Linked DNA regions of Homo sapiens: regions 1, 2 and 3 are each linked to region 4. The links are chromatin contacts, found by Hi-C or POLR2A ChIA-PET in ENCODE. All regions are on one chromosome and are shown on one strand. The core of a region is the stretch at or near the end of the contact, and the rest is flanking DNA. Distances in the headings are between cores, read along the strand shown.

The links. A loop is a pair of places that touch in the nucleus more often than their neighbours do. ChIA-PET counts read pairs that join two places held with the same protein, here RNA polymerase II (POLR2A). Pooled maps may share reads with other maps.
Region 1: a loop to region 4 is called in a map of endothelial cell of umbilical vein, with 5 times the contacts of the local background. The contact joins two enhancer-like sites. A Hi-C loop is called at or near these places in 9 of 168 maps with a recorded cell type or tissue (Right ventricle myocardium inferior, cardiac septum, endothelial cell of umbilical vein and 3 more) and 9 of 50 pooled maps. POLR2A ChIA-PET finds 5 or more read pairs at or near these places in 1 of 52 experiments (WTC11).
Region 2: a loop to region 4 is called in a map of endothelial cell of umbilical vein, with 3 times the contacts of the local background. The contact joins two enhancer-like sites. A Hi-C loop is called at or near these places in 1 of 168 maps with a recorded cell type or tissue (endothelial cell of umbilical vein) and 1 of 50 pooled maps. POLR2A ChIA-PET finds 5 or more read pairs at or near these places in 1 of 52 experiments (Caco-2).
Region 3: a map of heart left ventricle shows a loop between it and region 4 (2.6-fold over the local background). The contact joins two enhancer-like sites. A Hi-C loop is called at or near these places in 7 of 168 maps with a recorded cell type or tissue (Right ventricle myocardium inferior, aorta, heart left ventricle and 1 more) and 6 of 50 pooled maps. POLR2A ChIA-PET finds 5 or more read pairs at or near these places in 1 of 52 experiments (WTC11).

Annotation. Positions count from the first base shown.
Region 1 is chr2:221,419,502-221,426,578 of GRCh38, reverse strand. EPHA4 (EPH receptor A4) reads left to right here. Exons shown (of 18, transcript NM_004438.5): 16 at 1-115; 17 at 437-1,370; 18 at 6,027-7,077. The coding sequence ends at 551. Among named protein-coding and RNA genes, the nearest start is that of EPHA4, 150 kb to the left of the region's middle. RefSeq lists an enhancer at 431-1,630. Within about 2 kb of position 3,243, at least 2 of the 41 ENCODE cell types and tissues checked have a DNase peak (open chromatin) inside an H3K27ac peak, as active enhancers do; they include endothelial cell of umbilical vein, where a contact is called at or near this core.
Region 2 is chr2:221,438,218-221,445,600 of GRCh38, reverse strand. EPHA4 (EPH receptor A4) reads left to right here. Exons shown (of 18, transcript NM_004438.5): 10 at 1,995-2,108; 11 at 2,587-2,772. Among named protein-coding and RNA genes, the nearest start is that of EPHA4, 130 kb to the left of the region's middle. Within about 2 kb of position 1,265, at least 6 of the 41 ENCODE cell types and tissues checked have a DNase peak (open chromatin) inside an H3K27ac peak, as active enhancers do; they include endothelial cell of umbilical vein, where a contact is called at or near this core.
Region 3 is chr2:221,099,452-221,106,636 of GRCh38, reverse strand. No RefSeq gene overlaps it. Among named protein-coding and RNA genes, the nearest start is that of EPHA4, 470 kb to the left of the region's middle. RefSeq lists an enhancer at 1,774-2,068. Within about 2 kb of position 2,481, at least 13 of the 41 ENCODE cell types and tissues checked have a DNase peak (open chromatin) inside an H3K27ac peak, as active enhancers do.
Region 4 is chr2:221,231,795-221,238,957 of GRCh38, reverse strand. No RefSeq gene overlaps it. Among named protein-coding and RNA genes, the nearest start is that of EPHA4, 340 kb to the left of the region's middle. Within about 2 kb of position 2,822, at least 2 of the 41 ENCODE cell types and tissues checked have a DNase peak (open chromatin) inside an H3K27ac peak, as active enhancers do; they include endothelial cell of umbilical vein, where a contact is called at or near this core.

The DNA.
Region 1 (7,077 bases), core at 1,994-4,493, 190 kb before region 4:
CTGCTGTGGTATCAGTGGGCGATTGGCTCCAGGCCATTAAAATGGACCGGTATAAGGATAACTTCACAGCTGCTGGTTATACCACACTAGAGGCTGTGGTGCACGTGAACCAGGAGTAAGTACTCAACGATGTAACACGAAAGGGTAAATCTAGATTTAATAGTATTTTCTTTTTTTGCTTTGAGCTGCGTAATCATCCTACTCATTTAAAAAAAATCTGGAATGCCTCTCATTTTGATTGAGTATAATTTTACACAGCCTCTATAAAGTATCTACATTCTTGCATTAAATTGCTTAATGAAACATTTTAATACACCTGCCTTGTTGTGCTGTATTAATTGTGGCTGATTCAAACGTGTGTCTGCATGAAGCCCAAGAAAAGAGATTGTCAGTCCCTGTGACTTCTTCTGTCCCTTTTTTGTCGCCCTATGTACAGGGACCTGGCAAGAATTGGTATCACAGCCATCACGCACCAGAATAAGATTTTGAGCAGTGTCCAGGCAATGCGAACCCAAATGCAGCAGATGCACGGCAGAATGGTTCCCGTCTGAGCCAGTACTGAATAAACTCAAAACTCTTGAAATTAGTTTACCTCATCCATGCACTTTAATTGAAGAACTGCACTTTTTTTACTTCGTCTTCGCCCTCTGAAATTAAAGAAATGAAAAAAAAAAACAATATCTGCAGCGTTGCTTGGTGCACAGATTGCTGAAACTGTGGGGCTTACAGAAATGACTGCCGGTCATTTGAATGAGACCTGGAACAAATCGTTTCTCAGAAGTACTTTTCTGTTCATCACCAGTCTGTAAAATACATGTACCTATAGAAATAGAACACTGCCTCTGAGTTTTGATGCTGTATTTGCTGCCAGACACTGAGCTTCTGAGACATCCCTGATTCTCTCTCCATTTGGAATTACAACCATTGTATTTTGTTTGTGGCATAAATTACAGTCATCTGTCTTTCACTGGAATGAAGACCATGCCTAGGAACATTTTTTAAGGACTCAGCTGTGGCTTTTAGGGCTTGGTTCATACCATGGGGGAAAAAAAAGTCCTAGGAGAAAGCGACGTGGCTCATTAGTGTTGCCTCTTCAGTGCTCAAGCCGCCTGGTGGATTCCTATGACACAGGGGGCCTGGAAAGAAAGGGAAAGTGGATTTAAAATATATATATACGTAACCCAAGCCCCATAACCCCTAACTGGACAAATGAGGTCTGTTTCTTTGGGCCTGAGGCTGTGCCATATAAAGTCTTATTTTGGGACTTTACAAACTTGTCCTAACTATCTTGTGGATAGTGGGCTGTGACAATCTGGAATAGAGAACGTTCACACTTCGCTCCTTTAAAGAAGCGACCCCAGATCTGCAAGGTAAGTCCAACAACCAAGAATGATTTTTTCTCCAGTGAAAACTCCTTTTGTGCTTTAAACTTGATCTCATTCGAAATACTGAAAACAGAAAAATACTCTCTCATGTCTCTCAGGTTGTGTTGATGTTTTTCAGGATTTCAGTCCTTTTTTGACAGCGAAAGAGGAGACCAAACACAGTGTGGTTTCCCTGCTATTCTTCCGGGGAGAAGTGACATATGACCCAGATGAGGTCAGGCTCTGAGGGATGGTCCTAGATGCTCACTGGCTGTTGGCTGTGTGCTTTCCATCACGAAGGGCTCCTCCTGTCCTTTGGTGCCATTCATTCATGGTACACATATTTATTATCTTCTGGGCACCAGGCAGCAAGCACAGGAGGCTTTCTCTCTAACCTTGTTAGGTCATGGGTCCCGTCCTTTGGAGAGTTTACCTCAATGGAGAAGTACTGGCGAGACTTTTCCATTAGCCTCATTTTCTGTCCTGCTCCAGGAAACTCCATCCCCAAACAGGGCCAAAGAGGATTCACCAAGATGCCAGTGGTGAGACTTGGAACTCGCCTCGGCTTTCTCATGATCAGAAAGTTGAACTACTGAAAAATGCACTGCTCATCCATAAACCTATTAGCTTTCAATGCTTCTATTTTTATATACCAGCATTGAGTTTGTTCATTCCTAGAAACAAAGGACATAACTTTGGACTGGACACATTTTAACTTTTCATTCTTTTTTTTTTTTTGAGTTATTTCATTTTTATCACTTTTAAACAAGAGTTGCTGATTTTAACGACCTTTCTTTCCCCTTGGTTGTATCCTGAAAGCTATTTCTTATAGAGCAAGGAATGTTAAATTTGATGCTGTCAAATCATGACAGTTTAGTGAAAACCTTTTTTGCAACATAAGTTGTAAAAGCTTTTCTGTTCAGAAGGAATGTGAAATTTGTTTTTAAAACTACTCCAACAATTTTTGTTTTATCACCACTTTTGCAGAAGTCTAGGAGTTCTGGATATTCACGTTAAAAGCTGACAAATGTAGGACTTTTTTGTTTCTTTTGCTTGCTTGGTAAAAAAAAAAAATTATTATTATTATTATTATTACTATTTGAGACAAAGTCTCACTCTGTTGCCCAGGCTGGAGTGCAGTGGTGCAATCTTGGCTCACTGCAACCTTGGCCTCCTGGGCTCAAGCAATTCTGCCTCAGCCTCCCAAGTAGCTGGGATTACAGGCACCCACCACCCAGGCCTGGCTAATTTTTGTATTTTTAGTGGAGACGGGGTTTCACCATGTTGACCAGGCTGGTCTCGAACTCTTGATCTCAGACAGTCCACCTGCCTCAGCCTCCCAAAGTGTTGGGATTACAGGCGTCGGTCACTGCGCCCAGGTGGCATTGTATTTTAACTAACAACAGAATGTTACCTTGTGTACATTGAATAATTAAAAGTTTTTTTTTTTTTTCTTAAAGTCTACAACTTAAGACAAGGTATTTTCTAAACACTGAACATATTAAAAGCAGACCATTTCAACAGAGAACATGTCCATTCTGAAATAGCCTAACAACATTATATACTATGCTGGTGTTGTTTTGTTCCTGCTCAGCAGGTATTTCTGTAAATGAAGTAATCAGGGAAGGATCAAAGGAGAGGTGAAGTATGAAATCTTATTTTATTCAAAGGTCACCGTCTGAATCTTCAAAATTTCAACATATGCATATATTAGAGTCAAGGCTGATGCAAAGGCCAAAAAAGGACTTTCCAAGTGCCTAAAATAATATCCAGCAACAGTAAAAGTGTTAACTCTCTCCACTACCTCCATGAAGTTTTAGAAGAGAAATGTGAGAACAATAGGAATGATGCATTGTTTCCCAGGGCGCAGAGCCAGACTCTGGCATCCGGACAGCTATGGATTCTAAAGCCAACTGAAATGTTGACACTGGGAAATTCACTCCACTTTTCTTTATAACTCAGTTCCTCCACCTGGAAATTAGAGAGATAATGATACCTTAATAATAACACCTTTCCTAATGCATGGTGTTGTTGCAAGTGTGTATGAAATATTCTTAAGTAAAACACGGTGAGCTCCACAGAAGAAAGGTACGCTTCTTCCTCCAACATTGTCCAAGTATTATTCATCTGTCTTTCACTTGTAACCCCAATTGTTTTATTACAACATGCCAGAGTGGGGTGAAATGAAGTTCAGTGGTAGGGGGGTCACACAGTGAAGCTTCTTCACTTAAATGGATTTATGAGAGTTTGGAGGTAAATACATATTTATACAATGGTGGTAGACCTTTCAAGTTATGCTGGCAGGATAAACATGCATTATTTAGCCTTGACATTTATAAAATTATTGTTTTGTAATGGGGAAGACAGTGATACAAAAGTAAAATTCTATTGCAATGAAAAGAACTGGATGGTAAAGACATTTTGATGTCATCACGACTGACTCAAAGGAACAAGCCTTTGTTTATTTAGTCACAATGAATTCTCCTTAACTCATGACCCTACATAGACCACATGCTTTGTCTGGTCTCTGTTTAAGAAATTTCCCATGATAAAGGAGTTGCCTGAATTCAATGGTGAGGAGAAGGCTTATTTCACTCAACTCGTATCCTGGCATTAAGTAGATACAAGTCTTCACATTCCCTTACATCTCAATTCAAATGTCCAATCATTTCTGCATACACACCAAGTCCCCAAATTGCCCACTTAATATTACAAATATATTTATGTAATATCTATTGATATCCAGATGTTAAGTGGAGAAGGAATTGGCAGACTGAAAGGCAACACGTGTTTATGAGACCATTCTTTCTCCTTTAAGAATTTCTAGTAGCAAAAGAAACCATTACCAACCTTGTGTGTCCGCAGGACGTGGAATACACTCTAGCGTTTTAAGATCATATTCATGTTCTCCTCATACTTCACATAAATACCTGCCCACCTGATGAAATCCCTTCACATTCAGGTTTCAAAAACTACATTTGATGGATTTGACCGATTTCCAGAGAGGAAATAGTTAGAAGGTAGATTTGATGACTTTTCTGTCATTTTTACGTAATTGTCAACATAACATTCATGTTCATGTCGACCCAGGGACCACAGGTGTGCACAACCATGCCTGGCTAATTTTTTTTTTTTTTTTTAAAGATGGGGTCTTGCTCTTTTGCCCAGGCTGGTCTCAAACTCTTGGGCTCAAGCAGTCTTCCCTCCTTGGGCTCCCAAAGTGCTGGAATTACAGGTATGAGCTACAAGACCTGGCCAGAAAACGATTTCTCTCTCTTTAAATAGACTAAAGTGTTTTCTACAATTTTAAATATGGTCGTTTACTACAAAAAATTAAATTTTATTCTCTACACGATAAATGTACACATATGCAAAACAGACAAGTGATTTGATAAAATAGGCAAAATAATCTATAAAAGTGCATTTTGGTCTTAATTACTGCCCTTTGCTTGAGGCCACCAGCTGCTAAACATGGTCACCGTGGTGGGAGGCATAGTCCAATAAGTAATCTGGATAGTTGGTTGTTATAAATGAAAGAAGGGAACTTACTTCCTTTGGTTTGAGTTGATTATGTGACAAATATATGGACAATGAGGAGCCATGAGGAGTCCATTGCTGTGTGCCAGCCTTGTTCGATTCCAGGCTGATGTCTAGAATTCCAGCCTGCGGCTGATTAGTTCTTGATATGTGGAAGGAGGCTTGAACCTAGAAGACCTCTGTCGTTCATAGAGCAAGTATCTCCCTGTGTCCCATGTTCCCTCTCTCCTGCCTGTTTACATGTAGAGAGTATGGCTCTTTCGCCATGTTAGATTAGATACTTCTATTTATCAGGAGTTACTCTCTTGTTAAGAAAAACCACCACTTTTTTTCACTTCTTAGTTTGCATTTTTCTTTTTTTTCTTTTCTTTTTTTTTTGAGACAGAGTCTCGCTCTGTCACCCAGGCTGGAGAGCAGTGGCGCTGTCTCGGCTCACTGCAAGCTCCGCCTCCCAGGTTCACGCCATTCTCCTCCTGCCTCAGCCTCCCGAGTAGCCGGGACTACAGGCGCCCGCCACCACGCCTGGCTAATTTTTTGTATTTTTAGTAGAGACGGGGTTTCACCACGTTAGCCAGGATGGTCTCAATCTCCTGACCTCGTGATCCGCCCACCTCGGCTCCCAAAACGCTGGGATTACAGGCGTGAGCCACCGCGCCCGGCCCTTAGTTTGCATTTTTCAATCATTATTGTTGACTATGGGTGGATTGTGAACTGAAACAAGTCAGGATTTTCATTTCATAGACAGGCTGTTCAACACGGTGGTTAAAGCATAAATATCAATTAGAACTTTGTGGGGTCTAATCCCAGCCTTGCCACTCCAGAGGGTATGGCATTGGGCAGGGTACTTAGTCTCCTTATGCTCAATTTCCTCATCCATATAATGGAGATAAGAATAGTACCTATCTCGGAGTTGTAATTAAGCTGTTAGTAAACAGGTTTTTTTTGCTCTTATAATTGCTATTTTTCAGAAAAGGAAAGTATAATTCGTGATCTCACCACTGAACTACTTTTACTGAAGGATACCAACTTCTACGAACCTATATATTCTTTCTTACAATAGTGGTTGACAGTTGGCTCGCAATATGGGTCGACGTTTTGTCTAAAGTCTTGCTCTTTTATCTACAGGGAGTAGATTCTGCTATCTTGGCCTCACAGCCCTTCCTGTTGATTACAAAGCCCGTGGAAGAAAACAGAACACACCCTCCTCAGTTCCGTCTAAATGTGTTTCTTCTGCTTCAATTACACCAGTTCTGGGGCAAAGACACTGATGAAACAACACCCATACCTGAAAAGAATAAATGTGTGACTTTCAAATCCCCTTTCGCAGTGAAAGAAACAGCAAACACTTAAGATTCAGCATCTGTTCTCCAGTTGCACTGAGGAATGCACTGTCTCGCAGCACCAGCTCTGCAGAGCCCTTGCCCCAGACTCTTTGCGGTTTTATTTATATGTATTTCCATATTTCATTCCTGTGTGTCACTGCTGCATTGGTGTGGCAGCAAGTGACCAAATGCTACAGGTCTTACTATGGACACCAGGTCAGGTGCAACCACACAAAACAAAGCCAGTTCCATGAGCTGCCTATGATATGCATTGCGGAAGTAACATTTTACCCAGGGTGTGCCATTGCAGTGATATAAATATATTTTTTTCTTAGACTAAATATGAGCTGACTATCTCTTTTGATGTGTGTACATAGGTGTGAGTGTGTCTGTATGCGTGCCTGTCTGTGTGCGGGTGTGTGTATGTGCGTAGCCTCATGCTTAGGACTACCCATGAATGTTGTGGAATGCTACACCTGGAGAGTTCTGGTTTTCCACCAGTTTCAAGATGAAGAACTACATGATACAGTGGACCTGGAGACCATCCCCTTGGAAAGACAACCCAGAGATGTTCAGCATCCTGTATCTACACGCATCCTGTATCTACACGTGTATTTTGTAGCTGTCACACTAACCTTAATAAGAATTCTACAGCTTTGGACAGAGGCATTTTCACCTTAATGGTGAAGTAATTTAAAATATAAATCCATTCAGGTGACAACCCATCATCAAAATTACAAATTTTCTGATTGAACTCATCTGAATCATCAGTTCCTTGATGGAGAGAGAGAAGGAGATGGAATGTGTCTGGTAACCCCAAATGGAGTACAAGTAGCCTTTGTTTTCCTGCATAA
Region 2 (7,383 bases), core at 16-2,515, 210 kb before region 4:
TTTTTTTTTTTCTGACGGAGTCTTGCTCTGTCGGCCAGGCTGGAGTGCACTGGCATGATCTTGGCTCACTGCAAGCTCCGCCTCCCTGGTTCACACCATTCTCCCACCTCAGCCTCCTGAGTAGCTGGGATTACAGGCACCCGCCACGACCCCCGGCTAATTTTTTTGTACTTTTAGTAGAGATGGGATTTCACCGTGTTAGCCAGGATGGTCTCCATCTCCTGACCTCGTGATCCGCCCGCCTCGGCCTCCCAAAGCGCTGGGATTACAGGTGTGAGCCACCGCACCCAGCCAGTAGAAGACTTTTAAATGGACAGTGGTTGGTGACTATCCAGGAGAGCTGTCCACTAGAACTTTCTGAGATAACATTGTTCTATATCTGCACTGTCCAAAATGTAAGCCAATAGCCACACAAGCTATTGAATACTTGAAATGTAGCTAATATGACTGAGAAAGTGATTTTTAAATTTAACTTATTTATATTTAGATAGCCTCATGTAACAAGTCACTCACATATTAGTGCAGAAAGATAGAAGAAAGATTGGCCGGGCACAGTGGCTTATGCCTGTAATCCTAGCACTTTGGGAGGCCAAGGAGGGCAGATCACTTGAGATCTGGAGTTCGAGACCAGCCTAGCCAACATGGCAAAACTCCGTCTCTACAAAAAATAACTAAATTAGCCAGGCATGATAATGCACGCCTGTAATCCCAGATACTCAGGAGGCTGAGGCACGAGAATTGCTTGAACCCAGGAGGCGGAGGTTGCAGTGAACCAAGATCCTACCACTGTACTCCAGCCTGAGCGACACAGCCAGACTCTGTCTCCAGAAAAAAAAAAAAAAAAAAAAAAAAAAAAGATAGAAAAAAAGAGAGGGACTGGGAATAACAAGACTCATCTTGAAGATTTTCTTGGCTATAGCATATAAAGTGATGAGGGATATGAAGTGTCTAACAACTTTCCATTTATTCACCTCGTTTCCTCCTAAAATCATGTTTTTTAAATTTTTACATGGAATATATGTTTTTTTAAAAAGCTGATCTATTAAAAAGAAGTAGCAAGAAATTGCCAATTTAAGGAGCTTATTCCTAACCAATGGTGCTGGGATGAGGACAAGACCTACAGGCTTGGAAAGTCGAAGGGACTGGGCCAACTGGTGTCCTTCATACCCTCTGTGCCCCAGTGCCCCAACAGCTCCAGGAGGGAGAGGTGCAAGTGCCAGGACAAAGCTTTTTACAATGACTTCTGCCTCTTGGCCCAGATATCTGTCACTGGGCTGCCGGCAAACACATCTAAATTTAGTTTATGGGTAGTATGAGATATGGCTGAATCATACTTCCTGATGTCTAGGCTACAATGCTTATCTCCAGCTGAAACTTTCTGGCAAACTTGAATATCTTAGCTTATGACACCTTCTTTCCAAACCAGAAAAGAAGTGAGGTCCACTACAGAGTCTGTATTCTCAAATCAACTAGCTGATATTAACCTTATTGTCTACTTTAACTTAGGTTTAATCTAATTTTGTTAATTGTTGGTCACATATTTAATTCATCCAGATATTGGGCAAAATGTGACACCATGTGGAAAGAGCTGTTTGAAATTAAAATGCTTCTATTTCCTTCCCTAAGGGAGGATAACTGAAAGTAGTGGGTAGGACTTCATGCAAAGGCAAGGGAGCTATGAGCAACTGCTTGGGACAATAGTATTTAGCTAACACAATTCAAATTTCCTCCATGGGATGGGTTGTTTTAAAAATCTTGTCCTTGAAGTGTGAAGACATTCCAGGAAGTCAGTAAAGCTGCAGCCTCTTAAGTAGCTAACAATATTTTGTTTACCCACTAATGAAAACCAGAGCAAGAATTTAACCATTTTCATATGTCAAGACCGTACAGCTAACTTGACTTTTCCTATGTTTGGTAATTTTAGACCCAGACTATTTATGTTTATTAGTGGTTCCTTAGAAGTATTCAGCCAACTTATCATGTTTATCACTCAGGTGTAAGAACATATGTGGACCCCTTTACGTACGAAGATCCCAACCAAGCAGTGCGAGAGTTTGCCAAAGAAATTGACGCATCCTGCATTAAGATTGAAAAAGTTATAGGAGTTGGTAAGTGTCTGAGTGTCCGTCTGCTAATGAGTCTGTTTTCTTGGTGGATGTTAAATATGTGTGTGGATTACATAAATGCTTTTGTGAGTATATTATATGTGTGTATATACATGAAATTTCCTTTTTTGAGTATAAAATATCATGTGTTATAAAGAACTCTAGTACAAATTTTGATTTTATTCTTAGAGAGAAACTTAATGCAATCTGAAATCAGATTGATTGCATTCAAAAGATTTACTCTGTTTCTTACTAACTAAGATTTTGTGTAGGTTTTTTGCATTAAGCCTTAGTTTTCTCTAATAAAATGGGGCTAATAGTAGCATCTACTTCAGGGTTGCATGGAGGATTTTGTGAAATAATCTATGCAAAGCACTAGCAAACAGCCTGGCGTGTAACAAGCACTCAAGGAATGTTAGCTGTTATTCTTTCATCTTGAATGTGTTTCTGGTCCATCGTAGATTCTTTTTCTCTCTCAAAGGTGAATTTGGTGAGGTATGCAGTGGGCGTCTCAAAGTGCCTGGCAAGAGAGAGATCTGTGTGGCTATCAAGACTCTGAAAGCTGGTTATACAGACAAACAGAGGAGAGACTTCCTGAGTGAGGCCAGCATCATGGGACAGTTTGACCATCCGAACATCATTCACTTGGAAGGCGTGGTCACTAAATGTACGTGGGTCACCCCCTTTACAAAGCCAAGCTAGAAGTTACTGGGAAATTAAACACACATTTTCTTTCCAGGGAAATGACAGATGGCGCAGACCCACTGATTGCTAATAGGAGGAAATCAGTGCAGGACAAGTCATTAATCTTGTAGTCAGCTCTAAATGGGTCTTTGGTTTTGGCTGGATACCCTATCTCCAAGGCAGCTTGTGTGAGATTTTAGAGAAATTAATATTGCAGATTTGTGGTATGCCATGCCATCCTTCAGATATTTGCTAGGCCAAACTGATTGTCATAGGGTGGGCTCAAGCAGATGGTAAGCAAAATAAAATTTAAGTACTTTTCCTATAAAGCACAACAAAACCTGGCCACACCTTGTGCTGGAATCTTTGGTTCCAGATGCAGAGAGTGAAGCTTGGGAATCTTGAATATATTGCGGGATTTGCTTGTCTGCTCTGCCTGATTTATGGCTGTTGCAGTTCAGCACCTATTTACAGTAACACCTGGTTGAACTTTCCTTTTTTAGTCCATTAGCATTCGCTGAGCCTATGAACCACGCTTCAGTTAAAATGCGACACAGCTCAACAGATGCATTTTGTGAAGCAAATCCTGAGTAAATCTGTAAGGCTGGCTAAGACCAACTTATAAAGTGCCACATAGACAGCACAGCTGAGGCAGTCCCTGTTTAAGGTGGCTGTGTTCCAAGAGCCCTCATACACACTACAGTTACTACAAGTCAAGGATCTCATAAGCCTGGGGCTGTGTCCCCTGGAAAGCCAAGGCTTTTCTTCTTTGATTCAAGGTGTCTGTGGAAAGCATCTTCAGTCAGCGTGTGCAGAGTAATGGCAATATAGCCACCCCAGTGTGGGGGAGCAGTCGGAGGAGGGTAGGTTAAAGAGAAAAACTGATGCTGGGTGTAATCACTCATACCTGTAGTCTTAGCTACTTAGGAGGCTGAGGCAGGAGGATCACTTGAGCCCAGGAGTTTGAGGCTGCAGTTGAGATGGGTAAGTTTCCTGGACCCCTCGTGGGACTTGTAATGGGGTGTGACTTGTTTTGCTTGGCCACCGAGCTCAAACTTCTTGTAGGAGGGGGAGCACACAGTTTAGCACCTGCAGGAGCCTGGGCGAGTGGTTGCCAGTGACCTCTGGAGCCCCAGGTGTATGTTACAAATAATGCTCTTTTAGCAGTTGTCATCCACGGATGGCTAAGTGTTAACCAGCTCAGTGGAGAGTCGGGGTGACAGCCTTTTTCACCCTCCCGTCTTGGTACCTGGGTTCCTGTCTGGTGTCCAGGAAGAATCAGGTCACATGGACTTGAAGGATGGTGAATGTGTAGGTTTTATTGGGTGATGGAGGTGGCTCTCAGCGGGATGGGGAGCTGGAAAGGGGAAGGAATAGGAAGATAATCTTCCCCTGGAGTTTGACTATTCCTAAGGTAATGCCCACGGTTTCCAGTGTTGAAGGTGGGGCCTTTGCAGGGAACCACCCTCTTCTACCCAGTATTTCCCTGCCGCCTGTCCATATCATTCCTAGTGAGCTACGATAGTACCACTGCACCCCAGTCCAGGTGACAGAGGCACCTGGACTCTATTTTTTTAATAGAAACCTGTCTCTACTTAAAAAAAAAAAAAAAAAGAAAAGAAAAGAAAAAATGAGACATTAGGCCTGGGGCAGGTGGCTAGTAGGACACAAAGTACAAAATCTTTAGGAAGAAGAAATGAGGTGGTTACTAAAATGGGAGAGAAAGTACACACTATACAGTTCAGGGGTCCTCAAACATAAGAATCTTCTGGAAAGCTTGTTAGGACAGTTTCTTGGGCCTCCTGCTCAGAGGTTTGATTCAGCAGGTGGTGTGCGGCCCGTAAGTTTGGAGTGCAAGAGAGCTCACCACAGGTGAAGCCAATGCTGCTGGTATGGGAATCACGCTTTGAGAACCATTGGCCTGGGGACAAACGACCGCATACCACCTCTGCTGCTTCTAAAGCTTGTGACCTTGGACTACTTGTTCAATCTTTCTCTTTCAGTTTTCTCATCTGTAAAATGGAGGTAAAAAGAGCATTTGCCTTATAAGGTTATTTTGGGGATGAAATAGAATACTTAGAGTGGTTACCACAATAGCAAATTTTTTCAGAAAAAACCTCGTACGTGTTCAGTGGTGCTATTATGTCTTAAGAAGTAGGTACATCTTTCCCCATCTTCAGAATCTTTCAAAAAAAAAAAAAAAGGAACCTTGGTGAGAAGGATATATAATTTTCCGCATAAGGTGAAGGCTATAATTAGCATAGAATAGCTCTATTTGCTTTTTGAGATTAGTTTTACAGACAGGATATTTTTCTGTTGCCTGTGGCCTTCAGGGCCGCCCAGAGCCCTTCACTACTTTAATTAAAAGATAACATTCCCTTTAAATACTTTTGCAGGTCCGTTTTCTAAAAAGGAGGCTCTGTTCAGCTTAGGGTGTTTTTCCTGTCGCAGACAGTGATTTTCCTAGCACCTCTGCAGAAGAGAGAAGAAACAGGGGATCTTTGTATTAAAGTCCCACCGCGCCTCTAAAACACGTAGCTATTACAGCTGTAACTGTTATAAACGACTGGATGCATTTGCATAATGCAGTTGTCACTGAATTAAAATGATTTAAAATTTCTATTGGAGAAGCTATTCCCTTCCCCCACCCCTTTCCTCCCCACTGCATCCCTGCCTACTGCAGGGAAGGAGACTCCTCTATCCAAGAGCCCAGCCCAGGCCTATTTTATAAGCCCCTTTGCTTATGGAGACATTCATCTTTGTTTCCCTTGTAGAGCTCATAAAGGATCTGACAAATGGATACTTTTAATAAACAGAAAATGGAATGCAGAAAATTTGTGAAGATGGTGCCAAGAGTCCGACTAGGGAGGTGTGAGGGTGAAAGGGTAGAGTGGAAGCGTGTGAATTCATTACCAGCAGTTACTTGAGTAACTTTTTAAATTGGCAGGAGGACCATAAATTCTCCGCATGACCCTCACTTTTGGATCCTCTCCTGTCGTCTCCACAGCTCCAGAGGGATCTGGTGAAATGCAAGGAGGTGTTAATGCACAGCCATGAGAGGCTGCCCTTTCTCGTTAGTTGACAAAGTATCTTTTGATTGAGGCAGGTTGATTAAAACTCATTTAGGCACATTTGTTCTGTCAGAAGACTATGGTCACAAGCTGGGCTCGGTGGCTAGTGCCTGGAATCCCAGCTACTCAAGAGGCTGAGGCAGGAGGATCCCTTGAGCCCAGGAGTTCAAGGCTGCAGTGAGTTATGATCATGTCACTGTACTCTAGCTTGGGCCACAGAGCCAGACCCTGTCTCTTAAAAAAAAAAAAGAAAAGAAAAGAAATTCACCCAGGCTTGAGTGCAGTGGCACGATCTTGGCTCACTGTAACCTCCGCCTCCTGGGCTCAAGTGATTCTCCTGTCTCAGCCTCCCGAGTAGCTGGGACTACAGGTGTGCACCACTGCATCCGGCAATTTTTTTTTTTTTTTTTGAGTAGAAAACCCTGGTCACATATGTAGAGGGTAAATGAATCTGAGAACTAAGCATTTCCTATTTGTATTGATAGAGAATGTGCAGACACACCCCTGCCAGCGTAGAGAAAAGACTTAAAAGTGGTTTTATGCACCTTTGGTCTGCACCAAGATTCCCACTTTTTCTACCAGCCTTCTTTCCTCACTTGAAAATAAAATGTCCATGGTACCATTTTCTAATGCAAAAGTGTTTGCCTCTGAGTAATTTCTTAGACACAACACCAAAAACTCAAGCAATCAAGAAATATCACAAATTGATATATTGGACTTCATGGAATTAAAAACCCACTCTTCAACACTTTTGCCCCTAAGGTGAAAAATTTCCCCATGCCCTATATGCCAGAAATTATAAGCTGATGGAATCACTGGGTGGAAAATGTATTTCTTTAGAATAATTATGGGTGCTTTTCAGCGGTGAAATAGTTCAGCCCATTTTTCTAGACTGAAGTCTAAATAATCAGCCAATGCAGCAATAAAAAGTGTGATTTTTTTTATTTTTATTTTTTTAGAATGACTCTCACTCTGTCACCCAGGCTTCAGTGCAGTGGCATGATCTCGGCTCACTGCAACCTCTGCCTCCTGGGCTCAAGTGATTCTCTTGTCTCAGCCTCCCGAGAAGCTGGGACTGCAAGTGCGTACTGCACCCGGCAAATTTTTGTATTTTTAGTAGACACGAGGTTTCACCATGTTGGCTAGGCTGGTCTCAAACCCCTTGCCTCAAGTGACCCACCTGCCTCGGCCTCCCAAAGTGCTGGAATTGCAGGTGTGAGCCACCGTGCCCTGCCAGTGTGAATATTTTTGGTATATCAAACTGACATTTTATTTTCTTCCAAAGGAATATTTTAGGGACCTGTTTTATCCTGCTCTTAGAAAAAACAAAACAAAGCAAAAAAAAACACCTCATGATTCCCACCCTCCACTTGCCAACAATAAATACCCTTTAGAAAGAAGGAATTTCAGACCTTGAGCCTATTGCCTGTGATCAAGAAGGTAAAGAATGGTTCTTATGTCCTAAAGTCCTCAGAAAGCGGACTTTTGTGAAAATCTTATTTACACCTCATTCTGCTCAGAGC
Region 3 (7,185 bases), core at 1,232-3,731, 130 kb after region 4:
AAAGTATAACCATTTTATGCGCCAACTTCAACTCCCTTTAAAAATAATATGAAAATATTGTGTGTATATGTGTTACATACACACACGCACACATACACACAGCATACTTGTAGGATATATCAGTGACTCCTAGATCTATAACAACTGGAAAGCAGCATAGGATTTAGACCTTTGAAACAGAGGCTTGGATTCTAGCCCAGGCTTGTTCCTAATTAGTCAGGTACTTCTTGTCTCTAAGCCTCATTCCCTCCCACTCCCATCCTCAGTATACAATAAGGCAGTTGAGATAGGGAAATGAATAAACACATGGTGGTAGCGAACCATTAACAGTCATTTTTGAGAAAAACAATGATATGGAAAAATCATCTCTACTATATTTTCTCCTATTAACTTTTTTAACGCAAGCATAAGAGTTCATTACAAGAATTCTAACATAATCAGACAATCTAAAGTCATATATTACTCACAAAACACCCGGCCAGAGATAAATATTATTAATATTTTGGATATCATCTTCCAAAGTGAGATAGATGCATACATGTAAAGTATTATGCATACTAATTTATGATCTTTTTATTAGTAGTGTTCCATGCCCATGTTTGTGTATATATATTTATGTATATATGTATGTCACCATTTTTTATATTCTCCTAGTATTACATTGCACAGTTATCCCACAATCTATTTAACCAATCTCTTATTGCTGGGAATTTAAATTGTCCCTAATTTGGAGCTAATATGATAATGGTGGTGATGAACAACCTAGTACATACACTTTGATGTACTTTTCCATTCTAGGGGGAAATTGGTGGGTCAAAGAGTAATCCTGCCTTTAAGATTCATAAAACATTAAATCAGAAATGGTTCTGAGATGTGTCAAGTGATGGTGCTTTTATTGTACATAGAAAAGTCATCCATGTGTGTTTATTCTTTGCATGTATAATGCAGAGAACTAAACTGTAAGGATATATCCTGTCATGTTAATCATTATTATCTCTTGCTCCTTAGATAGGAAGGATTTTTCTTTTTTTTTTTAATTTATTTATGTATTTTTTGAGATGGAGTCTGTCTCTGTCATCCAGGCTGGAGTGCAGGGGTGTGATCTCGGCTCACTGCAACCTCCGCCTCCCGGATTCAAGCAATTCTCCTGCCTCAGCCTCCTGAGTGGCCGGGATCATAGGCGCCCGCCACCACGCCCAGGTAATTTTTGTATTTTTAGTAGAGACGGGGTTTCACCATATTGGCCAGCTGTTCTCGAACTCCTGACCCCAAGTGATCCTTCTCGGCCTCCCAACATGCTGGGATTACAGGCATGAGCCACCGCGCCCGGCCTAAGGAGGTTTTTAAAATTTACCTTATTGTAGTTTTCTGTATTTCCTAATTAGTCTACATTCAAGAATTAGTTGCAATTAGTATACAACTACCTGAAAGTTGGAACCAGAAAAATGAGAAGCGGCTATCTGTGTGGGCAAAAAAGACGGCAAGAGAAGGATTCTTTTCTTTCTTTTTTTTTTTTTTTTTTTCTAGACAGCAGAGGAAGCACTTGGCTTAAAATAAAAAAGCTTCAGCAAAGTTCAAATGAAATACATGCACCAATTCCTTCAGGTCCTTGAGCCCCATGGTATTCTCACAGACAAGAGGAAAGATAGTCTGAAAAATCAAGTCGGAAGGACAATGCCAAGGCCAGCAGGCTCAATCTGCACAGAACGCTGTTTGAGGGGGTTTGGGAAAGGCCACATTGAACTGAATTTCTTTTTTTGTGAACCAAGGATCACTGAGCTGATCCAACAGCCACATCCTCTAGCCGGAAGGCTGCAAGGGGCGAGCTTCAAGGAGCTAAGGCTTCAGGGAGCCCTTTCTGACTGGGAGCCCATTCAAACAGGGAGAGCCCGCCAGCAGGGGAAGTTTGGGCTCAGCAGATGAGTGTGAAGGAACATCGGCCCGGCCAGTGTTGACGTGGCAGGGTGTCAACATTCAGAGCGGCAGCTGCTGCCAGAGCCCTGAGTGCCCAGACTGATAGGAGGGGGCTGGAGCCTTCCAAACAGGCTCAGTCCAGGCACGCAGGAAATGTCAGAGGCAGCAGTCTGGTGGAGGGGCGGCGGCTGTTCCGCGTGGGAAGGTCTCTTTTGATTGATTGCCTGGTACAGAAGCCTGGCGATGGCAGTCAATCAGCACAGGATCTGTGTGGGGTGAGGAGAGAGAGAGGGGAGTGGGAGGAGAGGAGGAAAGTGGAAAATGCGCCAAAAAGAACTTGTGGTGCCTTCCAGAGCCATCAGCTGGAAGAAAGCTCAGTGCTACCCTCCTGGAGAAAATGCTGGCTGAAGACCCCTGCTGAAAACAGGCAGCCACCGCAGCCAGACAGCTCTTATGCCCATGCTGAGCTTCATGGAGTGTGGGACCCATCTCCAAGGGAGCGACTGCCTGGGGTCCTATTTTCCACCCTGCAGAGCAGGAAGGAGAGTCCTGTTTCCCAGCGGATGGGTGTGAGGAAGACACATGTGGACACCTTGTGACTGTGTCTACAGCATCAAGAAGAAGCTGGTGTGACGTGGGCCTCCTGGAGTGAAACTGGGAAGTCAGGCAGCCCTTGTGTTCAGCCCATGGTTTCCTCCCCACAATAGGAGCATTTGTAAGACCAACAAATTGACACAAATCCTGTGTAGATAAAAAAGTAGAGCACAACGCCAAGGAGGCAGGGCTCCAGGCAGCACTCCTCTCTAATTTTTTTCAGTTAAAAGGAAAGGAATCTAGTTTATTAAGTAGACCTCTTGACATATAGACAGAAAATTTAAAATGAATAGATAAATAAATAAATAAGGTGGAAGTCACAGAGATCTAAGATTATATATGCAATTAAATCCTCAGCTAGGAGTTCAGGATTGTAAGAATGGAGTTGAATCTAGAAACAAGAATATGGTCAGGCGTTCCAGACCAGCCTGGCCAACATGGTGAACCCCACCCCCCCCCCACCATCTCTATTAAAAATACAAAAATTAGCCGGGCATGGTGGTGGGTGCCTGTAATCCCAGCTGCTTGGGAGGCTGAGACAGGAGAATGACTTGAACCTGGGAGGTGGAAGTTGCAGTGAGCTGAGATCACACCACTGTACTCTAGCCTGACTGCCAGTGAAACTCTGCCTCAAAAGGAAAGTGAAAGAAAGAAAGGAAAGAAAGGGAAGGGAAGGGGAGGGGAGGGAGACAAAGTGCCCTGTTGCCAATAGTTTTTATTTCAGAGGTCCTCCTGAACAACCTCTCTGGGTTCCTCCTGCCTGAGGTCTCTCACTCCCTATGCAGCTCACCTCTGCCTAACTCATCCCTCCTCAAGGAGGGTTCCTTGATGCCCTATGTCAGGTGGTAACCACTGCCCCGATACTTAAACTTCTGTTCTCTGCTAGAGCCCCCATCGCAGCACTTGCCACGGTATCAGTTATAATTAAAGCATTTATGTGCCCTCTTACTTTTCATCTGTGTCCTCTGCAAGAACATGATCTCCTTGAAGGTGGAACCAAGCCTGTCTTAGTCACCTTGTATCCCAGTACAGGATTGGCATATGGTAAATACTTGTTGAATGAATGGATGATTGAATAGGAACATGTAGTTGGAACAGGAAAGCATCGCACGTTTCAAGAAAACACAGTCTGAGTGTTGGAGACAGGCTGGGGGTAGGTCAGGCTGAGCCATTTTGGGAGGACACTGATCTATAAACTCCAAAAATACTCCAAGATTTGAGAAAAAGAAAATTCACTAGGAGGTTCCAAACCAGCCAACAGTACTGACTGTCAGGAGGAAAAAAAAAAATCCCAAGGATTTTGAAATTCTCAGGAGTGTATCCATGCTCACTTAACCCCCTGGAGATTCACCAGAAGAAGCACTTGTCAAGGAGAGGAAAATAGCAGGAAACTAAGTATTTTGAGGAGCTTGCTTTGTGCCAGTCACTGTTAAGCAGTTTATATATGGGATCATTCCATTCTCATGGGCAGATTTGTGAATTAGGTATTAGTGGCACTCTTTTAGACTAGAGCTTACAGATGTCATCAGATATGCTTAAGGGGAAACATTGCTGAAGGGTAGAGTCAAGATACTAACCTAGATTTATTCCTGACTTCAGAGCCTGTAGCTTTTTCTAGACAACCACCCGTGTTATTCAAGATCTTCCAGTGTAGTTGCTGGTTTTCTAGGGCTTCTGGTATTCCAAGGCAGCCCAAATTATTCTTAAAGCTCTAAAGCTGCTCCATAGTAGAGTGTGTGTATGTATGTGTGTGTCCTTGTGTTGTAATCAATGCTGGCAGGGTAAAAAAAAGATGGAATTTTAATGCCTACTGGCATAAATAATAAAATTCATAGTATATTTACTCAGTGTTGAGTAGATTATGGATCATGTATCAAACTATGGGATCATAGTTACAGCAGCAAAATTGAGAGCTGGAACTTTTCCTATTTGATTATACTTGCAATGTAGATACCTGAATTTTTTTCTCAATGTGATTTGCATTTGCCTTTGTGTCACTATTCTGGATTATCTATCTATGAGTAGATTATTCTCAGACTCCTGGCCTCAAGTGATCCTCCCACCTCAGCTTCCGGAGATGCTGGTATTACAGGTGTGAGCCACTGCACCCAGCTTATAGGTAGATTATTCTAATTTGGGTTTGTCCAAGAGCGAATGTCCTTCTAAGTTATGAATGATGCCTACTCTACACTTGGGACTCTGTTGACATCTCAGCTCCTTCTATTTAGTTTTATTGTCAAGATATCCTTTGAGACTGAAACACTGAACTTCACCTAATCCATCAAAGGTCTGGGGAATGGTGACACGTGGCATCAGTCTGAAAGAGATCTGCTGATTAACACTGCTGAAGTCGTTTCCATGGAGCACTTGAGTAGTAGGGCAGGATGGGGAAGCTGGACAGCTTCTTGGCCTTTTCCCCACGTTTTCTTTTTCTCTTCAGGTGTGGCCTTGTTGCTTTATTTGAAATCATTAGACTTTAGTTTGGCAGATGTGACTTTATTCACACGCAAGAGCAGAGCATAATTAAAAGCCAAATTTAAGTTCTCAATGCATTGTCTTTTTTGTTATCCATGTATCTACTCATCTTTAACAGAGAAAATAGTTGTGGTTGGACTCTATTTTTATTTATTTTTTTTGAGACGGAGTTTCACCCTTGGTGCACAGGCTGAAGTGCAGTGGAGCCATCTCAGCTCACTGAAACTCTGACTCCCGGGTTCAAGCAATTCTCCTGCCTCAGCCTCCCAAGTAGCATGGATTACAGGCGTGCACCACAACACCTGGGTAATTTTTATATTTTTAGTGGAGACGGAGTTTCACCATGTTGGCCAGGCTGGTCTCCAACTCCTGACTTCAAGTGATCCGCCCATCTCAGCCTCTCAAAGTGGTGGGATTACAGGCGTGAGCCACCGCACCCGGCCTGGACTCTATTTTTGGACAGAATTACACACACAGTGTTGATTGTTATCATAAATGCCACGTGCATAGATGATAACATGCTTTGCCCTGGTTGTGTAAAAGTAGTTTGTTGACCAAATCAGATTTTGTACTTAGAGCCGGGGCAGCTTTCCCTGAGGAATCAAGTCCTGTGGCTTGAGAGGTGACGAACGGTCTTGTCACTTCGGAAGAAACTTCAGGCTACTCATCAATCAGGGATTTTGTTCCTCAAAGTCAGCAGCACCTCAGCTGCCTCCTGATTGAAGGCCCAAAAAGCCACTAGGAGGAGCTAATGACTGACCGAGTTTAGGCTCACCAATATTTAAAGCAAATTGCTGCCACAGACTGCCCACCCTGGGCTGCGGGCTCTGGGTGTTTAATTATTTACATGGTAATGGATGGACCAGGAATCGTCCGCCCTTCCAACAGCTCACCAAGGAGAGCAACTGTGTCTCGTGATTTCATTTGCGGGTTATTTCCTGTGAGGAAGAAGGCTTTTCAACCTTGCTGCAGACAGAAAGGTGGAAAAAGTGCTGCATTAGCAAAACTCCCAAGTGGCTCCCATTTTAAATTAAAAAAAAAATGCAAACACACTGACTTCTGGTTTTCTGATGCTTCCCACAAATTCCCAGTGTACAAGAACCATTGAAGAGACCCAGATAATAAAGAATCTGTTTCTGGATATTATGGGAAGTCCCTCCCTTTTCTGTAAACAGAACATCGGAGGTAAAGAAGGGTCAGACCCTGGAGTCCAAAGGCTGGGTTCGAATCCCAGATCTGCCATCTAACAGCCATGTATCTTTGGATGTGGTTCTTAACCTCTGTGTTCCTCCTTTTCGCCGTCAGTGATAATTCTACATGCTCCTGGGGCTGTGGTGAGGATTAAGTGAGTTAGTACACAAACCTACATGCCTGTGAGCTTGTGCTCAGTTCTGCTTAGTGGGTTTTCTGTTCCCCACGGCCAGCCAAATGCATTCCAAATTGATAATAGAAATTGAGGTGCAATCATGGAATACTATGCAGCCATAAAAAATGATGAGTTCATGTCCTTTGTAGGGACATGGATGAAGCTGGAAACCATCATTCTCAGCAAACTATCACAAGGAGAAAAAACCAAACACCGCATGTTCTCACACATAGGTGGGAATTGAACAATGAGAACACATGGACACAGGAAGGGGAACATCACACACCCGGGCCTGTTGTGGGATGGGGGGAGGGGGGAGGGATAGCATTAGGAGATATACCTAATGTTAAATGACAAGTTAATGGGTGCAGCACACCAACATGGCACATGTATACATATGTAACTAACCTGCACGTTATGCACATGTACCCTAAAACTTAAAAAAAAAAAGAAATTGAGGTGCAATCACAATTTTCTATTCTGCTTTTTCATTGAACAGTTTTTCACAGTCATTTTCGGGGGTACCACCAAATTTAAAGTTCTCTGTAAAGGTGGAAAGGAAAATCTGCAAGAGATTTTCAACATTTAAAAAACCCTAATAATATCATTATGCCTGATTTAACTCAATGCATAATCACGTTTTCTTGCTTTTGGCAGGAATTCTGGCAAATCAAGTTGGTTGTCTCACTTTGCTCATAGAGGCGAGAATCTTGCAGCTCTCTGTTTTTTGAGTATTTTTTCAAGTGATTAAAAATAATTAAAGCTATTGTCTCAAAGTAAATTGGATTTTTTGGCCGGGCATGGTGGCTCACGCATGTACCCAATGCTTTGGGAGG
Region 4 (7,163 bases), core at 1,573-4,072:
GACCTCAATGAACCACATTTTGTCTTTATAAATCTATTTCAGAATAATGGAGCTGCAAGTTATCCCTTTCCTTACTTGTCATCTGTTGGCAGATTTTCAAGACAGATATTTTCCATTTAAACTCACACCTCCAAAAATGACCTCAAGAGTAGTATTAGCAATTCCTGAACTGCTGTAGAAAAAAAAAAAGACAATTATACGAGAATAAATGCGGAAAGAGCAGAGCTTTGAAAATATCAGTACCCTCTTTCCAAAATGACTTATCTTGTTTTCAATTTTGTCTAAATGCTAGTCCAAATTCTAGTTTCCACTGATCAGATAAATTCAAATAATTTGAGAAATATATGCATATGCCTGTTTTTAAAGTTAATATTTATGAAAACATCATATCCGTATGTCTTAAAATGTCAAATTGTCCTATAAAATTTATAAACAAAAATAGTAGCTCTCTTCTCCCTTCTATACTTACTAGTTTCACTTCTTTGGGTTAATTACATTAAGTATTATAATAATATAATATAAGTTAAATCTATATTCTGAAATAATATTTAATAGTGATTTTTATCAATATATAAGCTATTGAATATATAAGCTGCTTATGAAGATTTAATTATCTTATACCACACACATGTACACACACCCTACTTTCAGTCTCTTCTTGTGTCCAGTTGTACATATTTACATGAAGTGGCCTCTCCTGAACAAAGAGGTACACTACAACTTTGTTTCCTTTTTTTATACAATTCTTTACTTTTTCCTGAAGGGAATTATTATCTTTAAAATGTTTTCTTAGTTTTCTATGTACTCACTACAATTTTTCCCCAAGTGTTCTGACACATATATTAAATGTTTACCTATAATATTTTCCAAGAGTTTAATTGAGCTCATAATCCATGGCTCCATTTTCTTCTGAAATCCCTCATTGTAGAGATTTCCATATCATTCTTTAATTTGGCATGTCCTTTTGGTATCTTTCCCCTTCAGTCAGGATGGGGTGCTCTTGATCTCTTCCTGCTCTATCTAGATGAGCCCTCTCTTGACTTGATACTGAGTGTATTTTGGAGATCATCTTATATTACTTTTCTAGATGGGAAGCAACACAGAAAAGCATAAAGCAGAAATTGAAGTTGCATGGTATTGAATGAAGTAGGTATAGGAGTTCATATCAAGGTACATCCATGTAGGATGCAGGAATGGTTAAAGAGATCATGGAGGGCATTTCAATACATGTTTCTCTACTTTTATATTTCATGTAAAATGTAAAATTCATTCATATTTTAATATGAAATTATTCTATTGCACTTTGAAAACAAGTTACTACTTCAGTAAGTTCCCATAGGTAGGTTAAAAATAATATCTCTGAGAGAATCTATTCTACAAGGTTTATAAGGCTCTTTATCATCTGGCCAGCCCCTCAAGTCTCCACATTTCTCCATTCTCTTGCTCAGTTTCTGAGCTTCAGTCATGCAGTCCTCTGTGGGTACCCTACATGTATCCCAGCCCTGCCCCAGAGTCTTTGCTTTTACCTGGTTAACTCATTCACTTTTACCTTAAACTTTGACTATCTGGCAGGAGACTCGCTGACATCCCACTCAAGTGCTCAGGAATGTGCTCTCATGAGCCTCTCTACCTCCTGTACATTGTCCTGACCATAGTGTGTTTTTACATATTTGCTGATGATTTTATTGTCTCACTCCCCCAAGAATACACTGGCTGCATAAGAAGCTGGGGGCATATCTATTTTGGTTTCCCATTAATTCCTCAAGATCTGGCATAATCTCTGCAAATAGAAGACACTTGCATGAATAACTAAATAAATAACAGCTTAAATTAATGAAATTAATAAATTGTTTATAAATAATGGCCAAACTAATAAAATTGGCTAAGAATACACATGTCAATGTGGCTCAATTTATTGGTACATTGAACACAAGGCAGTGCCTGCACATAATTACCATTTAGTAGATATTTCTGAATTAATGCATTAATTGCTGAAATTTAACTTGGTAGTTTTAAAATTACAAGTTATGATAGTTTTGATTCCAAGAAAAATTTGAATATGAGCTTATTTTCTTAAACCCAAGGACCCAAACTATCATTGAATTCACATGCATGTCTATTGTACCATTATTATAAACCATTATGTTTAAATTTGTTAACACCATTCTGTCTTAGACTGTGTCTACACAGTTAAGAACACTAATTGGATCCAGACTGCAAAATAAAGAATACTTATTTGATTTTCATTTTACTGAGGTATCACAGAGTCCATGAGATAAAGCCATATTCTAGCTGTACATAGAAGACCTCAGGTTTCCACCTGTAGCCTATTCTCAATTTTAACAGGCTTGGTTATCTATACTCAATTTTGCGAATTAAAAGGGGAAAGAGGGTTTACTTATTAAAGAATGAACAAGAGTTGATTGCAAGGAAAGTGACAGAAAATCTTCCAAAAGCAAACACAATTAGCATGCATACACATATACACACATGCAAACTTGGGTGATTTAATTGATCGTTGAAGTCTTCTTACATTCCGCGGTTGAATCTAAGGGCATTTAGGTAGTATATAGTAAATGATTTGCGTTAAAAGATCTTTGACCAAGAAATAACTAATTCAGTTAAACATGCAGGGAATGCCTAGTACATTTCAAAATGTTTCAATTCAAAACAATTAAATAACCTGTTTTCAAGACTTAAGGGGATTTGCCCTCAGAGATTTGCAAAGCTTGGTTTTCTGGAAGGATCTATTCCCTAAGGATTCTGAATGGCCAAGGTTTTATTGTACTTCCTGAGCTAAATTTCCTGCTGATAATAAGAAAATAGAGCGCTTCCTGTTTGGTTTCCCTTGTTTGTGTGTTTCCATAGAATCACAGTGGCTGTAGAGTTTAAAGTGACAAAGAAAAATTCAAAATATGAAGAAATCACTTTCTTCTTGTAGCGTATTGGACTTTGACATGGTCTTTGTGCTTGTGTATATTGTTTTTGCCTATACAATGATAATGTCAGGTGAATATTAAAAACTATTTGAAGAAGAATCACCAGCAAAATATTAGGACTCACCTCTAAGCATTAGTTTAAAAAGGCACAACTTTTGCTATTGGAAAAAAAAATTAAATTTGGAAGATTTAATGGTTGAAATGTGAATCCTGTTACTATCCACTTCTCTGAACAGAGGTAGTATGAACCATCTTGGGTAATAGTTTTCTTATATATTAAGTAGAAATACTAAGGTTCAACCTACCAGCTTCCCAAAGTTCAAGTAGACTAAATAAGATATTAAATATAAGGTTGGCTTTGAAAAGAAAACAATTTAAATGTCAACCACTATGTTTATCATAAAAAAATTGTATGGCCCTATGGGCCTAGGCACATTATATAATTATACTGGTTTCTAATAATCCTCCTAACTTATATTAATATCTTAGCCAAAGCAACTACATGTAATGGCTTCAAAGAAGTATAAGCATTAATCTTAAATCTTACTGTCCTGGAGTCTAATCTCCATTGGATGAAGTCAAAGTTCTTTCAAGTCTTAGGCCTATTTCACTTGCCATCCACATGGCTGACATTTTGGAAAAATATAGCATGTTTCTCTCAACCAGGTTTGTTACCTTCCTGTAAATGTCCACTGACCCAAGTCATATTTCTGTTTTTGAGTTGAAGGTGAAGAGACATGCTGTTCCATTCCTTTGAACAATGGTATTTCTTTGTTAGATATTAATAATGCCAAACAAATTTGATTTTTTAAATAATCCATAAGCAAATTTGCCAAAGCATTTTGGCAGTGCCATATGATGCACATGAAATGGTAAAAAGTTTCTTATGTGTTGCACTTACCAGATTTTCAGAATAATTGGATTGTGCTGACCCTTTGGAACTGGAAACTGATTAGTGGGACTCCTCTTAGATGTCATTATATAGAGTTTGCTAAATGGAACGTTCTCAGTGAGGTCTTGAGTTTGGGGAGACAGAATATGTATATTCAGATGCAATGAATGAATGAATGGACTTGCCAGAAATTACTCCCATCTTAAGTGTTTAATTTTTTAGCCATTCTTCTCTAAAACTGGTATTTTATTATTTTAAAATAATATTTCTCCTGGATGCTAAGAAACTGAAGTTGTCACAAGTAAGGAGAAATATTCTAGCATTGCCTAAACACATGTGAGAGGGAGAAGAAAGCAGATGTTCTTCACCACATAGCTGTGAGACAGTGGGGAGAGGATAGACTCATTCTCACCTATTTCTAATCAGTTGAACCAGGGAACAGAAATCACAGTGATACAAATATGGTGTCATTCTTAGCAGATAGCGCACAATGAAATCTTCACCTGAGTTTTGGGGTGATGTCAGAGATTTATAGAAAGAAATGGCAAAATCTTTTCTTGTATGAATCTTGTGGCCCTATTAGGGTAGTCTAAGTTAGGAAGTAGCCAACATTCTTCTTTCAAAATATTCCAGACTTAAGTAGAAAAAGAAAATAATAACAAAATAAAAATCACTGAGTAGTCACTGAGCTCGGAGGTGCAAAATGTATTTGATATAAGAGGCAGACCAAACGGAAACAGATGAAACAAAATAAAATTATTCTATTTTTATGTGTTTTATCAAAATATTGACAAAGGCCCTGGCATTTTCCTCTTCTTTCTTTGCAAGATTTCCCTCTTTGTGTAAAGCATCCACCATTTTTCTAACTGATGCAAACGTGGCTTACACATGCTAAGTTAAATGATGTTAGGATTTATTGGACTTTGAAACATTTTATTTAATGAATGACCACTTCTTATCTTTAGTGGAAACTCTTTGTATCAAGACCAGAAAAGAGTATTAAAAATTATGTCCTTTTGTAAATAAGTTATAAATCAGTTAAGATAATACCTCAGAATATTTATGTGCATTCTGAAATTCACATGGAACCACAAAAACCTTGAATAGCCATAGCAAGCGTGAGTGAAAAGAACAAATCTTAAGGCATCACACTACCTGACTTCAAAATATACTATAAAGCTATAGTAACCCAAACAGTCTGGTACTGGCATAAAAACAGACACATAGGCTAAAAGAACAGGATAGAGAACCCAGAAATAAACCCATATATTTACAGCCAACAGATTTTGGATAAAGGTGCCAAGAACATACACTGGGGAAAAGACAGTTTCTCCAGCAAATGACTTGGGGAAAACTGAATATCCATTTGCAGAAGAATAAAGTTAGACCCTTCTTATACAAACATCAGCTCAAAATGGATTAAAGACTTGAATGTCAGACTCAGAACTACAATCTTGCCAATGAGGCTGAGAATATTCTCCTGCAGAGGACAGATACTAGCGCTTGGGCCTCAGAATGTTTAGGTGGCAGGAAAAATCCAGAGATTTCCATAACCCCTATACAAGCAATGATTTTTTCTAGAAATAAGATGAACTATGTACTCTGAAGTACCTAATTTCAAAATCCAAATCCTTTGTGTTGATTTATTAATTTTAAATAATCTGATATATAAGAAATGATGTATGCTGAGATTTCTTCTTCCTGGTAAATTCTTTTAAACTTATCTTGTTCCCTACTTCTTTGTTCATTTCTAACAACATTGTAATTATGGTCAAATTTAGCTGAACAAAGAAGCTTTGAAAGATAGCAATAGAAAATTAACAGTAATGCAACATTAAAGCTCATTCAGAATTGAAAAGTCTCACTTTGCAAAGTTAAATTTAGTAGTTTATTAATTTGTAACCAAAGAGCATAAAACAGTTTTAGACCAAGGGTTGGCTGGCAAACTATGGCCTGTGGGACAAATCTGGCTTTCTGCTGCTTTTGGTAAGGTTTTATTGGAGCACAGCCATGCCCATTTGTTTGTCTACAGCTGCTTCTTGGTGGACTTGAGTAGTTGTTGGGGTTGGGGATGCGGGTGTCAGAAATATTTGCTATCTTACCCTTTACAGAAAAAAACAAATCTATTGATTTGTTAATATTTATTAAAATATTGTTGTCTCACTCTCAAGGTACAAGAACATGGAAAAACTCAGTTACTTGAGTCTTCCCTTCCCTTCCCTTCCCTCCCCTCCTCTTCCCTCCCCTCCCCTCCCCTCCCCTCTCTTCTTGTCTCTTCCCTTCTCTCTTGAATACTTCTGTATCCTAGGTACTATGCTAAAAATTTAGTGTATATCCTTCCATTTAATTTTAACATTATCTTTATGATGTGAGATAGGTATTATTAATATCCCCCATTTACCTACCAAAAAAAAAAAAAAAACCTCACATAAGGTTACCTAACACTATAGTTATTAAGGGATTGGGAACTAAATTCAAGTCTGTCTGATTCCAATACACGAAACCCAGTTTTAGAGTTATTTATATTTATTTACATAATTATTTATATGCACATGTATGTCCATTCTCCAGAAGGGTTGATGTGAGTATTAAATAATTTCATGTATATAAGGTATCCAAAAGTGCCTGACAGAATAGATGTTCAATAAATGTTAGTATTTGCCTTCTTACATCTGGATTTCATTATCTCTGTTGAATTGAGTAGAAATTAACTTGGAAAAATCAATGTATATTTGGCATGGAAACAGCATATCTAATTTGACTAAAAGGCAGAAGTCATAAAATTTCTTCTTTTTAGAAGTAGCCCACCATCAGAAAATCAGATATTAGTGAAAAGTGGCCTTGAGCCAGCCACGCGCTCCTATCTAGTCTCAGTTGGGATTAAGAATGAGGCTTTGAGAGATGGATGACTTTGGTTAAAGGTCCAAGGTATGGCTGTGGAAATGATTTTGTGCTATTTTTTTCTACTCAAAGTGCACTGACTCCCAGAGGACCAACTCTCTGACCTTAGCATCATTAGCACCAGGCTCTAACCAGCTAAGCTAATTGGCCTATGAGGATTCATAAACCCAAACTCAAAAGCTCTAGGCTAGAGAGAGAAGCGACCTGGATTCACAAATGCTTTTGTTAACTTCCTTGATTGGGTGACTCTCCTGATGCAACTAAACTTCTTAATAATACATTTCCGTAATGTCAAATTATTATATTCTGTTGTTTTGAAAAGTAAAGTTCCATTGGATGTAGGAGTGAATTGAAAATAAAACAAAAGAAAAACTGGGACATGTCATACACTTCGTGTTTTACAGAGAAGGTAGAAGTTGAATGTCGTAGCC